Regions from separate parts of the Homo sapiens genome. Here regions 2 and 3 are each linked to region 1. The links are chromatin contacts, found by Hi-C or POLR2A ChIA-PET in ENCODE. All regions are on one chromosome and are shown on one strand. The core of a region is the stretch at or near the end of the contact, and the rest is flanking DNA. Distances in the headings are between cores, read along the strand shown. Region 1 overlaps COPS8-DT (COPS8 divergent transcript). Region 2 has its middle 94 kb from the start of ACKR3. Region 3 has its middle 180 kb from the start of ACKR3.

Region 1 (4,888 bases), core at 900-3,399:
CCCACCACAGGTCTCTGTCAAGGAGCCAGACACCATCCACCTGATGTGGTTCAAACAGCACAGTTCTGAGCCATTCAGCAAATGATATTCCCCTGGCCACACTGCTCACTTCAAGGGTGATCCAACCAGCATAAAGCTCTAGATTTGAGCTTGAGAGTTGTGGGAAGACCTCCTCCCGGCTATTGTGTGTATTTAAAGAAGCCCAGGCTGCAACAGCAGCCATCCTAGGTCCAAGAAGGCAGCCAGCCTTGGAATGAAACCAACACAATAGAAGGCCAAGCAGCCAGACAGGAACAAATTGGATCCCTGATGGCAGCATGGAGCCACTGGATTTGCTGACCCAAAGTCTATCCTGCCACTGGGCTTTCCAGTTTAATGAGCCAATTAATTGCCTGATAATTTAAAGTGTCCTGGCTAATTCAGAGCTGGCTGGGAATGGGGTGGAAGATGAGAAAGACAGCTGCTAAATCCCTGCAAGATGTTCAGGACCCATGTCCAGGAGGCAGTTAAAAAGTGGAACTTGGACCTTGAACTCAGGATAGAGACTTAGACTCAGGAATGAACCTGGGGGTTACTAAAATATGTATCAGTCAGCTACTGCTGCATAACAAACTACCTCCCCAAACTCAGAAGCATGTGAGATGGTCAGCTGTGGGGGCTCTGCTCATTGCTGCTAAGCTTGGCTGGACTCAGGCTCCACATGTTTGTTAAGACTCCCAAAGCAAATCACATAGTTGAGTCCATCTTCAGTTGGCTGGAGAATGTATATTCTGCTTCTGCTTCAAAGTTGTATTGAAAAGGGTGTGGTTTCAGGAAGAAATAAAAGCTATGGGACAATATTGCTCTCCATCACATGGTGTCATTCCAGGTGAAGCCCAGGGCATGGATAAAATACCCTAAAGAAAATATCAATGAGATAAGGGGACACCAAAGTCTATGGAGCAGAAGATGGGCATATGAAAAAGGTTTTAAAAAGAATCTTCACTTATTGATTGTATAGCTATTTATTGAGTTCCAACTATGGGTTGGGCTCTGTTTCTATTTCTGGGGTGGGAAAGCTGTCAAAAAAAACCCTGCATCATGAAGCTTCTATTCTAGTAAGACACTGGGGAGACCAACAATATACAAGATAAATAATAAAACACGTAGAATGTTAGCTATTAAGTGTTAGTATAAGAATATTTAAAGCAAAGAGGAGAAGTGGCTATGTAGTGAAGGGAGGAGGGGTGAAATCATAGTGTCCCTGGCCAGAGAAGGATGCACTAAGAAGGTGTGAATGAAGGGTCGAAGGAAGTCAGGGAGGGAGCCATGCAAATACCTTCGGGAACAGAAGGAACAGAATGTGCACAGACACAAAGCAGGGGTGTGTCGCGTGTTCAGGGCATAGTGCATAGGGCAGTTGGCTTGAACAGAAGGAATGGGGAAGAGAAGTAAGAGATGAGTCAGTATGACAGGGCCACTCACAGCCTCGCACGTCATGAGGACTTTGGTCTGGAAGGAGTGAGCTGGAGGCCAGGGGGGAGTTTTGCTCAGAGGAATGACATGATCTGATTGTAACAGGATCCCTGTGGCTGACTTAACTGACAAAACTGATATTAATTTTACTGATGTTGACAGAAGGCTATAGCAATGCAGAGGGGAGAGGGCAGGGGAGCTAGATCTGATGCAGGAGGATCATTAAAAGGCTATTGTGGGGAGCTGGGAGAAGCTGATAGGGGCTTGGAGCAGGGTGGGTTAGTATAGGGGGGAGAATGTGACCTGATTCTCAAGCCAACCAACATAATCTGCTAGGTAGTTTCATGTGGGGTGTAAGAAGTAGAGAGGAATGAACGTTCGCTCCAAACTTAAGCAATTGGAAGAATTCACTGAAATTGGAGACAGATGTGAAGAACAGGTTTGGTGGAAACATCAGAAGTCTGATTCAAACATGGTGAGCTTCAGATGCCCACTGAATGTCCGAGAGCAGCAGATGTCAAGGAGAAGCTCAGGTGCACCAGTCTGGAATTCAAGGGGAAGGCCAGGGCCAGCGAGTATATTTGCCAGTGGTCAGGATATAGATGATATCTAAAGCCAGGAAACAGCATGAGGTCCCGTAGGGGTGAGTGAGGACAGAAAAGAGAGGGGCTCAGAGGACTGAGCCCTGATGACTCCAACGATGACCAAGGATTACCTTGACTTTCAAGGTCAGAGAGATGAGGAGGAGCCTCAGCTGTGCTTGGGGGTGGGGTCAGCTGTGGGTACGGGCTGCCCAATCTGAGGAAGGTGGAGAGCATTTCAGGGAAAAAAGAGAGAGGCTCCAGCTGGATCTGAAGCTGATGGGGAGGTAGAGTATGACGAGGGCCAAAATCCTCCTTTAGATTTGGTGACTGGGATGCCAGTGATTATCTTAGTCAGAATACCTTCAGGGTGTGGCAGAATCAAAGCTAGGCTGTGGCTTCTGAGATTTCAGGGGCTTTTGGAGGAGGAGGAAATGGAGGTGGTGAACTTGGACAAACATTTAAGAATGTTTGCTACAAAAATTACAATGATGATGATGGTCGCTCACTAATATCCATCATCTATTCTAAACACTTTACATGCATTGAATCAATGGAAAGCAGCACAAAGAGATAAGGTGGTTTCCTGACACTAAACCGGGTCCCAGAAAGGTGTGTGCCTTTGGCTGTGGTGTGTGTGCAAATACCTGAAACCACAGAGCAGGTGGACAGGCTGAAGGGAAGGAGGCAGTGACAGAAGAAGCAACAGACACCGGGAGGAGGGGATGACTGGGAGCCCCAGAGCCTGGATCTATTGGATGGAATTCAGAGCCAGACAGAGGGACTCACCTGAGTGAAGAAGGAGATGCACGCTCTGTTCCCAAAGGAAGAAGGGAAGAGTGGCGAGAGAAATTTCATTAACTTACTAAGAAGGAGGCCAGGAGGCCAGGTCATTTGGAGGAGAGAGATGAACAGGGTATGGGAGATACTGAGCAGCCGCAGATGGCCTCATTGGGAATGGAGACCAGGTGGGCTGTGTCTACCAGAAGTGCCGAGCGGCCCGAGAGCAGGGGGCCCAGGAATGGATGAGCAGAGTATCGGTGCCGAGAAGTCACCAGAGGAAAAAGAAACTGAAGGGAGGAACATGAAAGAGGATGGAGTGACGGCCCACAGGATCGGGCTTGGCAAGGACAGAGTTAACCCTGGTGGGAAACATGGAGTTGGGGAGGGCAAGGAAGGGAGGAAGGATCTGAGGGAGCTCATGGGGGAGTGCAGTGTGTCCAGGGACAAGAAGGAGGCATGGGAAGCCCAGGGTGCATTCATTTCAGGGGTATTTGCTGAGAGGCCGCTGTGCACCGTGCACTCCCTCGGAGCCCTGGGCACATTAGGAGGTGGCATTTAGAGTGGCCTAGGGGGCAAGAGCCGGAGTCACAGAGTAGATGAGACTGCCCAGGAGACCATGAGTTAAGAGACAGGAGACTCAAGGGTAGAACTTCAGGGGAAATGTCTCTTCCATGAAAGGGGTGAACAGGAGAAGTTGTGCCAGAGCCCTAGGGAAGGAGGAAAGCTCCCGACCCCCAACCTCTACCCTACCTGCCATCTGCCCACTTCCATGAGCTCCATGAGTGAGCCCTGAAACACAGGGGAGGAGAGAGGTTACAGGGTAAGGGGACTGCATCTGACCACCTGACTGAGGAACAGTCTTCCTCTACAGGAAAGTCATTCTCCCCTTCTGAAGGTGCGGCTTAGAGACGGGAGGACACTTAGGAAGCAGTGAGAAATTGGATATGCAGCCACCAAGCCAGGGCAGCTGAGTCCACCTGGTGGCCGGTGGGTGACATGAAGGCAGTACTATCATCTCAAGTGATTTCAAGATAGGTTGCAGCAAAGTTATCAAAGATGGTCAGTATTAATGACGGCCATGGAAGCTCCGATTTGTGTAGACTGGATCTTTTACTAAGTCCTTTCAACATCCTTCACCTCATTTGATTTTCACCATAGCCATGTGAGACTTGACCTCTCAAAGATGGGAAAGTTGAGGCCAAAAGAAGATTTAACGAACTCGCCCAAAGACACACAGCTGGAATGAAAGTTATTTGAAAGTGACCCTTTGCAATGGGAGCCTGAAGATTGTTTAATTTATTGTGCACGGTCCTCTTTTTTTATGCTATGTGAAATGTCAAGAATAATTTCCTTGTAATCAACAATGTTCATTTCTTTGTTTCTTTCCCTTTTACTGCCTTTTCAGAAACTCTGCTGATGTCTTTTGGAAGCGTCTATTCCAATGAGTCTTTTCCAGCTTTCCATTATTGGTGAGGTGTGAGGGAACTAGTCACTCCCCAAAGATTACCAGAAAAGTTCATTTTCTAGTTGAGTTGGGAGGTGCACCTCAACCAGGAACATGGAGACTTCCTGCTGGTTTCACATGGAGGCCTCCCGCCTTCTCGTTTATGCCAGTGGGGCAGTTATTGAGTTGGGTAAAGATGCTCTTACTGGTCATACAGGGTATGTTGAAGAAATGAAAATACAACTTAGATAAGCATTCAGTTCATTTCAACCAATATTTTCTAGGTGCCTAGAATGGGAGCTGTTTGGACAAAATGGTGCATGGGGATTTAACATTCCCAAGGTCAAACAAGGCCCGGGTCTCTGGGTAGCAGTCCAGGGACAACCAGCACCACCACAGATGGCTTCCCAGGCAGAGGGGAGCAGCCTTGCACAGATACAATAGTTATGTGCTTTTAGGGACACACACTCCTTAAAAACTGAAGTATGGAATCTCCAGGAAAATGTACATGCATGAAAACTTCTACATATAATTTGTGGAGTTTTATGACAGTCAGTATTCCCTGTACCTCAGACTAAGAAGCCCTTAAGAACCTGGCTCTTTTTTTTTTTTTTTTGAGATGGAG
Region 2 (4,888 bases), core at 1,069-3,568, 360 kb before region 1:
TGTGTGCTCAGAATTACTCAGCATTTGGAACTGAGACAGAGACAAGAGCTCCTGGGACAACAGAAAGTCCTCAGGAGGTGTGAGTGGGGAAGCTGGTTCACACCCAGTCCCCACGCACACCCATGTGGGCCTCACAGTGAAGGTCCAGGTAGAAAAGCTTGAGGAAAGAGAACAGGGCAAGAGCTTGTTTAGAAGCAATCCTGTTAGTCCTAGCCACTGGTCTGAACATATAAAAGAAAATCAAGCCAAACAGATGTTTTCCTCAGAGGCAGCCAGTAAGGGAAGGAATTATCTCCTTGAGTTGACATCCAATGTTGGGCTCCGGGAATGAAATTTCACAATGCATTGGACGTGGATGGCATGGTCTTTCTTCCTGTGGATTTAAGAATTAGTTTCAATTTAAAATGGGATGCTTTGAAATCTCAGGTCAGACTTTCTCCTAAACTTTTAAACCAATTCACAGTTCTGGCCATATTTCAGCCAGCAATGAGGAGTCAGAAGGCTGGCTCTCAATTTTTTTTAAAAAAGATTTTGCTTCAGCCAGCCAGCCATTGATCTGAAGGGTTCTAAGCGATTCTATTTCATTTCATTTAAACATTGGCTCCTTTATTTCCTCCCTCTTCTCACCAGCTAAAATTACAGGAGACCACCATTTTCGGGTGGAAAGAACATTTTGTGAAGTTCATTTGCTAAGCTTCTGCTATGAACCCACTTGGCCAAAGAGGGAAATCCTCCAGGAATTCAGTTTCACCAACCCTTCCCTCCACCCCGGGCTGCCGCTCTTCCTGCTGCTTTCATTTTAAGGGGACTGGGCATTTTTGCAATTTTGTCTTGACCATCATCATCTTTTTATTACTCATGGGGAACTTTCAAAACACCAGCTCCTTTTTTAAAAGTAGTTTTGTGTTCTTAGTGGTTTCACAATCTGAACTGAGCTGATGATTTGAGAAAATGTGGGCAGTTCATGGAATCATGAATGGTTAGAACCTTTCAGTTGAAGGGGACCCTAATCAAACATTCTACCCCAGTGGTTCTCAGTCAGGAGGGACTCTGTTCCCCAAGGGACACTTGGCAATGTCTGGAAACATTTTTGTCACTGCGGGGAGGGGGTTGCTACTGGTATCTGGTGGGTAGAGGCCAGGGTGGCTGCTAAACATCCTACAGTGCACAGGACCACCTCGCAGAACAAATAATTCTCTGGGTGAAAAGATCCATAGAGCTAAGTTTGAGAAACTCTGATCTACCCCAAAATTGAAGCCCTTCCAGCATCAGAGTGGACAGCTCCAGGGAAAGAGCAGCTCAAGAAACTACTCATGGGAGCAGCAGCCCTAAACTGGGGTCGACCCACAACGTGATGAGTGGGTGGCGAACTGTCAGGGCGGCAAGGGACAGGAGACCCACGAAAATTCATTTGGGGAAAGGGAAGACTTGGATGCCCAGCAGTCATCTTCTATGCTTCACTGGGCATAAACATATTCATTCAGACATTAGGTTTGATCGGTATGATTCCAGAGGGCAGGTTTAGAAATGTTGGGGGGAAGCTATGGGGAGGTTGAATTTGGCTTGGTGCGGAAGCACTCATACAGTCTCACCTAGTGAAATTTCATAAGCTCCGCTGTGTTGGCTCTTGGTGAGTTCACAGTTAAGAAAATCTTGAGGTTTCATTCATGCACTTTATTTAATTCCGTCTCCAGCCTCCTGCTTAATCCTGTTCTTATGCAGTTGATTTTTTGGCACGAGTGAAGTTCACGCTGGGCTGGAGGGAGAAGTGGGGAGAGTGAGGGATGAAATTCCAGGAGCAGGCCTGTTAGACTCTTCAAGTCCACGAACGCAGCCTCCCTGGCTCTCCTCCCAGTTGGATTGGCTTTACGGTCCTGTCAGTGGGACAGGCTATCTTGGCCAAACATGTGAATCTCCCTGAATGGGAAAAAGAAAAGGCAGAACATTAACTTAAAGTTTAGGATGCATGTGGGGAATGAAGGTGTGTGGATGGCTTATAGGATATCACTTGCTCTCCCAGAAACTCTGGACTGCCCTGCAGTAAAAACACCAAACCTCCTGCGCTGGGCTGAGAAGGGGCTTGAGCGTCGCCTGGGAAAATCTTTGACAGGCTGCCCAAACCGCAGCCCTAATCACTGAGGCACGTGGCTGACATTTTAGCAAGCTCACTTGGACTCGGAGCTTTCACAGAATGGAGACAAGGGAATAATTTCACTTTGGAGGACTGCACTTCTTTCCTTTACACCTCCCACTCCATCCTTCTTGTTAGCAAATACCCTGGGTGGGCAGATGTCACAGGAGCCGGCGGGGATGCTGGTTTGCATGGCAGCATCCCGCGGCGGAATACCAATGGCACAGCTCATGCTCTTTACTGAGGGGGTGGGACTCTGGAATTTTGGCATGATTGTAGTTGTTGCTGTAATCATGTTTTACATTAACAATGTTTCTTTCATCCAGATGGATTCTTAAGCGCTCGACAAACTTTATTAAGTAATTACAACAAGTTATAGACATTTAATTTGTCTATCATTAGGCACAGTTTCTGGGTGAATCATGGGATTTTTTTTGTTTTGTTTGGCCACACACAGAAACAGGATATTGATAGGGGACAGAGTAGACCTAGGGCTGTCAACTGGGCTTGGAAGAAGCCTGTCCTTGGTCTGAATTGGAAAAGGCACTAAGGCAACAGCCTCCCGGTGCAATCGTGTGAGTGAAGATCGGTGCAATCATGCGAGTGAAGATCACGGCAAACTTGACAATGGAGAAGAGGATACAGAAGCATTTCACACATCCCTGGGTTATTATTATTATTATTATTATTTCTAAATGGTCTACAAAACCATATGGAATCTCAATTTAAATACAGGAAAAGGCCGGGCATGGTGGCTCACACCTGTAATCCCAGCACTTTGGAAGGCCAAGGTGGGCAGATCACCTGAGGTCAGGAGTTTGAGACCATCCTGGCCAACGTGGTGAACTCCCATCTCTACTAAAATACAAAAATGAGCCGGGCGTGATGGTGGGCACCTGTAATCCCAGCTACTTGGGAGGCCGAGGCAGGAGAATCGCTTGAACCTGGGAGGTGGAGGTTGTAGTGAGTGGAGATGGCACCACTGCACTCTGGCCTGGGCGACAAAAACAAAACAAAACGAAACAAAACAAAACATACAAACAAAACAACCAACCAAACAAAAAAACCAACAGGAAAAAAAGCACAGGACAGCCCATGGGTCTGGAAGGCAGAGGCTCAAGGAGTCCTAGTGCAAAAGGGGCTTCCAGGACCACTCAGGTGGGAGCCTTTCAACCTGTGCCTCCTCTGAGGGCAGCTCAGGGGTTCTACAGCAGGAGGGAGGTGATGGGTCACCAGGAGGCAGGGCTCTTGGTCCCCGACATCTCCTTCTGACTGGTTTCACATACTGCATTTTACTCAAGATTTCTGCTGAAGAAAGGGTACCACTGCTAAAGAAAAGAAAAATAAAATGTGCAAACCTGACTGGTCCAGTTCCTGATATTATATGCGATGACCAGAGAGGTTATGCAGGTAGTCTGGGGTCACATAGCTAATAATTGGCCAAATTGAAGTGGGACCACGCTCTTTGTACAGCCAGCCTGAGGTGCCACCAAAGACAGTGCCAATTTCAGCAGGAAGGAGAACTCCTTAAGGGGCTGCAGGACTGGTCTTCCCAGACAGCTGTCCAAAGAGCTGCCTTTCTCCTCTTCCTTTAGGTTAAAAGATGGCAGATGAGTCAGGGCGCAGTGACTCACACCTGAAATTCCAGCACTTTGGGAGGCCGAGGTGGGCAGATCACGAGGTCAGGAGTTCGAGACCAGTCTGGCCAACATAGTGAAAACCCGTCTCTACTAAAAAAAAAAAAATACAAAAAATTAGCTGGGCATGGTGGTGTGCACCTGTAATCCCAGCTACCCGGAAGGCTGAGGCAGGAGAATCTCATGAGCCTGGGAGGTGGAGGTTGCAGTGAACCGAGATTGCGCCATTGCATTCCAGCCTGGGCGACAGTGTGATACTCTGCCTCAAAAAAAAAAAAAAAAAAAAAAAAAAAAAGATGGCAGATGAGTCATGAGCGATATGAATGACGGGGTAGGGAGAAGTTGGTGCTTCTGTAAGATCAAAGGAGGGAGAGAAAACCAAGGATGGAATGACAGGAGCACAGACTGGAACTGCTCTGATGTGGCTTGCGTGGAAATTCAGCCACCACCCCAATGACCACGTGGCCACCATGACCACAAGACTCAACATAGCCTTGTGCAGTGATGCATCAGGCACCACCTGCGGTATCTCCCCCTTCCCACCACGCCCTCGGAAGTAGCCATTCTCATCTCCACTTTGCAGCTAAATTGGTGGAGTTTTAAAGAAGTGAATAATTTACCCAAAGACATGGCTTGAAACCTGGGGTCTCTCCACCTGCCCGCCCCACCTGCCCTGAGAATGTGGATGGCACCAGGCCTCAGCCACTGGGACTGTTCCCTACTAACCCGTGAGCTCTGTTATGGCAGCTCTCTCCTATTTATCCTCTTATTCCAAGCATCTGATGTAGTACTTGGCACATGGTGAGCACTTGATGAAGAGTCCTTTGAGTTTAATGGATTGCATCCTATTTTCCCTTCAAGACTGGCCTCAGCTGGTTGGAATCACAGTTGCACTGCGTTACCGTAATCTGTGTTTGTGTTTGCTCAGGGATGTATTTGCTAGAATGAAAATTCCTGCAGGCAGGACTTCTCCATTGTCTCATTACTCCTGGGAATATGACTGTGGTGGGCAGAATAATAGCCTCCAAAGATGTTCCCATACTAATCCCTGGGAACTGTGGATATGTTAGTTACAGGGCAGAGGGGAAGCAACATTGCAGATGAACTTGAGGTTGTTAAG
Region 3 (4,888 bases), core at 997-3,496, 280 kb before region 1:
ATAGGACTAGGCAGAACCCTGTCTAAGGTATAAAAGAAAGAGAAAATCAGTGCAGAAGACAGAGTAGGAGATTCAGCTAGGATGGAAGATGAAAAGATACCCTTGGCTTTCTAGAAGCTTTCCCAGTTACTGTTTTGTTTGTTGTTTGTTGTTGTTATTTATCTTTTTAATTTCATCTCTTCTTTAAATCAGCCCAACAGAAACAGAAAACAAAAGTTCCTTTCAGTTTTATCAAATCTGGAAAAAAATCATTTAATCATTAAAAAAGTCTACTGTGCTACTTACAAAAACAAAAAAGTTGACTATTTCCCTCTGCACTGCTCTCCCCTCTTGAGATCAAGTATACAGAAGCACTTCGATGATCAAAGCATGTAGCCCCATCACATCAAGAGATGAGGATATCAGCTCCTTTCTATTTATTTCTATGGATAGGAATAGTGCTGTTATGTTGCCTCATCTCGATGGATTAGTGGAAAGCATTATGCTCTTCACAATGACCGTCAATACCCTAGGTGAGAGGCAGGGCTGGCCTCAGCAATTCTTCCGGGTGACAGCCTCTAAGCAGAAGCTTGAGGGGACAGTGCCATGGCAAGGCTGCAGGTGGGTGCCGGCAAAGCCAGACATCGGGGAGCTTGCAATTCCAATAACCCACCCCCTGGGACCCACAACAGGGAGGGTCATGACCCGAGAGCCACACTAGCGAATCGCTCCATCTACCTGGCAGGACCACCACACACGGTCCCCCCATCTCAGAACCCCATCTCAGCACCGGGGCTGTGGGGCAGGCGAGGCTTTGGGTAGTGGACAGGGCTGTAGAAGGACATTTCCTGGATCGCAAGACCCCTCTTCCCCTCACCTAAGCATTTCTCTGAAATCCAGGATGCAATTCCATTTATGTGGAAGTGTTTCCTTATTATTTCTATTTTAAAAAGTATTGTCAAAGCCCCTTATCAAATCAATGGTGCATCTGACATAAACATGAAACAGTCAGATGCCATCGTGGTGTGGCAGAGAGTGATGGGAAGATGAGGGGGTTGATTTTTATTCTTCCATTAAATGTCTGGGTTGACCCTGAGTGGAACTTAAATTCCTTACCTACTTAATTTAGTGTCTTTATCTCTAAAATGAAGAGGTTAAACTGGATTATTTTCAGGGTCTTTTTTGAACTAGCAAGCACAGGAGTCCACACATAATTAAGCGCTGCAAACGTGGGGGCGCGGATCAGAGTGGCCAGAGGCAAAGCAAGTTGTATGAGGCTGATGGAGGCAGGTCCCGTGGGATGGGAGGCCCCTCAGAGGGCCTGCAGGGAGCCCGTAGAACTCCCTGGGGACAGGCCTGAGTGCTCTGACAGGGGGATGGGGAGGTGACAGAGGGAGGCTGGGCACTTGGACCTGTGTGAGAAGGAGAAACGTGAAAGCAACTCTGTACCCAACAACAAGCAAATAAAAATGTAGTTCCCCCCCACCATGTGCCATCATGATAAAAGCAAAAGATGGCACTTTGTTGTTTTTAAAAGGATATTCCTTGCAACCCAAATATCCCCTAAATAATTTGTCACCCCTTCAGTTATGCTCCAAGTGGCAGTTAAGTTTCCCTTGGCACACAGATCCACTGGAGAAATGGAATATTTGGTTACATTCTCCTGTAGAGGGAGGGAGGCCTGAGGGTGTGCTTGTGTTTCTAGGAAACAGCCGGTGCTTCAGCGCTGACCCCACACCTGAGTGACTGTCCAGGTCTGGGCAAAGGGAAAGCCGACATTAGTGTCTGGGGACAGCATGCTCATTGCAGCCTGAGGCCTCATCCTCAGCCCACACACTGAAGGTGTGAGACGTGCAGGCCCCCACATGGGGACAGACCTCCTTTCTCCTGTTTCTGCTCGGACAACCTGTGCAGCTCTGCTCACTGCTGCTGGAGTTTGGGAGTTGGGACCCCCTCTCTACCATGCACACAGAATCCCCAAGCCCCAGACATCCAGGAAACACCACCAGATCCCTCATGTCTTGGTTCTGTCTTTTTCAGGCCCCCAGCAGGAAGTGGCTGGCTCAGGAGGTGGTGTCTCAGGTACTGCAGGAGTCATCCGTCTTCTCTTCTGCACTGGGGAGTCATTCTCTGACCTTGGGTTTACCTTTCAGAACGCTCCCAGCTCTGGACACAGGGCTTGGTGGGGACCTCCTTCGGAAGTGTCACCCTGAGGCAGAGCCAAATGCCGCAGCAACCGCCTCTCCTCCACCCTCTTCCTCCTTCAATGCAAGATTGCAATGAGATTGGCCCATAGGGCGGTTCAAAGAAGCAAAAAGTTATGATTAGGAAATACCGGTATTAAATAATTTCCCTTGGTTTCATTTCCTCTTATGACTGAATCCCAGCAGGGCCTCCCAATTCTTTTCCTTCAATTGGCTGTTTTATGTCCAATTCCAGGACGGGCTGGGTCCCGACTGTAAGCATCCCCCAACCCTCCCAATCCCTCCTTTGAGTCCTGACCATTTAGCCCAAGACAATTTTAAAATCGCAGAAGCTTAAGGCTGGAAAGCATTTTGACAGGTCCCCCAGGCTAACGTTATATGCGTTTTCTCCTGTTTTGCCTGAATTGAGCCAGAGGAGGGCTGAGCGCCTCATGTTCCCCTGAAGCATGCGGGCTTTGGAGGTGGCCAGGCTGGGCTGGCTCCTTCAGGGACAGCCCTGAGGCTCCCTCCCTGCAGCTGCTCACGCTGCAGCTGGCCTGCTGCCTGGACTTTCAGGGAACACCTACAGTGGGCCAGGCATTGTATGAAGGTAACTAGAACTAGGCTCCTGAAAACTTTAGTGGAAATAGCAGCGCTTTGCATTAAGTAAGATGTGGGCTACCTTACCCTCCAGAAGGGAGAGCATGTCCCAGTCCACATGTATTTCAACCAGTATCTTTTTAAAGAAGAATGGTACAACTAGAATACTCAGGGTGTGGCCTGGCTGGTGCCCAGGGTGACGGGGCCATGCCTCCGTGGGGACGCCACATTTGTAACTATGCCTGCATCTAGACCCATCTAATGTTTTAGTGTGTGGTTGATGAAAGCCACTGATATTTTTCTGCACCATGCTTTTGAAATTTGATATTTGGATGAATTATTCAATTCCCCTGATATTTCTGAGCTGCTTTTTCTGAGTCAGGCACTGGTGGTTTGGTGACACACAGGGAGACGTGCTCCAGGCCCCCGTGGCACTCACAGTGCAGCAGGAAGACAAATCACCTGCTTCACACAAGTCGGTGTTTGGTTACAATTGTGGGAAGAGTTTTGAGGAGAGGAAAGTGTGCTTGCTGAGGAATAATGGCCAGGAAAGGATTCCTGAGGAAGGGACATTCACATGGAGACCTCCAGGATCACTGGTGTCAGCCCGGAAGCAAAAGGAATTCCCAGGAGAGGAAAGAGCTCATGCAAGGACCCTGAGACCTCACACTGGGCGGAGAGAGACCCTGAGTCTCCACACTGAGCAGAGAGAGACCCTGAGACCTCATACTGGGTGGAGAGAGACCCTGAGTCCCCACACTGAGCAGAGAGAGGCCGAGTCCTCACAATGGGTGGAGAGAGACCCTGAGTCCCCGCACTGGGCGGAGAGAGACCCTGAGTCTCCACACTGAGCAGAGAGAGGCCGAGTCCCCCCACTGGGCAGAGAGAGACCCTGAGTCCTCACACTGGGTGGAGAGAGACCCTGAGTTCCCACACTGGGCGGAGAGAGGCCCTGAGTCCCCACACTGGGCGGAGAGAGACCCTGAGTCCCCACGCTGAGCAAAGAGAGGCTGAGTCCCCACATTGGGCAGAGAGAGACCCTGAGTCCCCACACTGGGCGGAGAGAGGCCCTGAGTCCCCATGCTGGGTGGAGAGAGGCCCTGAGCCCCTACACTGGGTGGAGAGAGACCCAGAGTCCTCACACTGGGTGGAGAGAGACCCTGAGTCCCCACAATGGGTGGAGAGAGGCCCTGAGTCCCCACACTGGGCAGAGAGAAGCAGAGTCCCCACACTGGGTGGAGAGAGACCCTGAGTCCCCACACTGGGCAGAGAGAAGCAGAGTCCCCACACTGGGTGGAGAGAGACCCTGAGTCCCCACGCTGGGTGGAGAGAGACCCTGAGTCCTCAAATCAGGTGGAGGGAGACCCTGAGTCCTCACAGTGAGCACAGAGAGATGTAGGTGGAGCTAAGGCACACAGGGGCTGAAGACCAGGCAAGGACATGACTCCTCATCCTAAAAGCAACGGGAAACCCAGGCCTTTGGTCTAGACTTATCCCATATTAGATTGGCTTTTTCAAGGGTCAGTTGGGACACTGTGTAGAGATTGGCGTGGTCTGGAGTTGGAGGAAAAGACAGCAGGCAGAAGCTGGATCCAGGTGAGTCATGAAGGTGAGGCTTCAGAGGGCAGGTGTATTGAGAGGTCCAGTGGACAGGACTTGGTAATGAACCGGCTGACCAGCTTGTAGACTTGGCAATGGAGGAGTCAGATGCTCTGAAAGGGATCAGGAGAAAGGAAGAAGGACTGGGAAAGGGATGAGGCAAGACTTACTCAGAGTTCTGTCTGATGTGCCTTTCAGTCCTCCGTCTTAGCCCATGCATACTACTGTAAAGAATACCTAACACTCAGTGGCTTATAAACAACAGAAATTTATTTCATATGGTTCTGGAGGCTGGAAAATCCAAGATTAAGGTGGTGGCAGGATTGGTGTCTGGCGAGGGCCTGCCTGCTTTCCGGTTTATAGATGGCACCTTCTTGCTGTGTCTTCAAATGGTAGAAGGGGTGAGGGAATTCTCTTGGGCCTCTTTGATAAGGACACTAATCTCATTCATGAGGCTCTGCTCTCACGATCTACTCACCTCCCAAAGACCCCACTCCTAATACCATCACTTTGAGGGTTAGGTTTTA

Evidence for each region. Hi-C counts contacts between places; a loop is a spot of excess contacts on that map. ChIA-PET counts read pairs that join two places held with the same protein, here RNA polymerase II (POLR2A). Pooled maps may share reads with other maps.
Region 2: a map of PC-9 shows a loop between it and region 1 (5-fold over the local background). The contact joins two enhancer-like sites. A Hi-C loop is called at or near these places in 4 of 168 maps with a recorded cell type or tissue (PC-3, PC-9, chondrocyte and 1 more) and 4 of 50 pooled maps.
Region 3: a map of PC-3 shows a loop between it and region 1 (9-fold over the local background). The contact joins two enhancer-like sites. A Hi-C loop is called at or near these places in 6 of 168 maps with a recorded cell type or tissue (Calu3, PC-3, PC-9 and 3 more) and 5 of 50 pooled maps. POLR2A ChIA-PET finds 5 or more read pairs at or near these places in 1 of 52 experiments (PC-9).

Annotation. Positions count from the first base shown.
Region 1 is chr2:237,023,827-237,028,714 of GRCh38, forward strand. The region is part of intron 1 of COPS8-DT (COPS8 divergent transcript); the gene reads right to left. Among named protein-coding and RNA genes, the nearest start is that of COPS8-DT, 60 kb to the right of the region's middle. Within about 2 kb of position 2,150, at least 2 of the 41 ENCODE cell types and tissues checked have a DNase peak (open chromatin) inside an H3K27ac peak, as active enhancers do; they include PC-3, where a contact is called at or near this core.
Region 2 is chr2:236,661,638-236,666,525 of GRCh38, forward strand. No RefSeq gene overlaps it. Among named protein-coding and RNA genes, the nearest start is that of ACKR3, 94 kb to the left of the region's middle. RefSeq lists an enhancer at 1-201. Within about 2 kb of position 2,319, at least 15 of the 41 ENCODE cell types and tissues checked have a DNase peak (open chromatin) inside an H3K27ac peak, as active enhancers do.
Region 3 is chr2:236,746,350-236,751,237 of GRCh38, forward strand. No RefSeq gene overlaps it. Among named protein-coding and RNA genes, the nearest start is that of ACKR3, 180 kb to the left of the region's middle. Within about 2 kb of position 2,247, at least 11 of the 41 ENCODE cell types and tissues checked have a DNase peak (open chromatin) inside an H3K27ac peak, as active enhancers do; they include PC-3, where a contact is called at or near this core.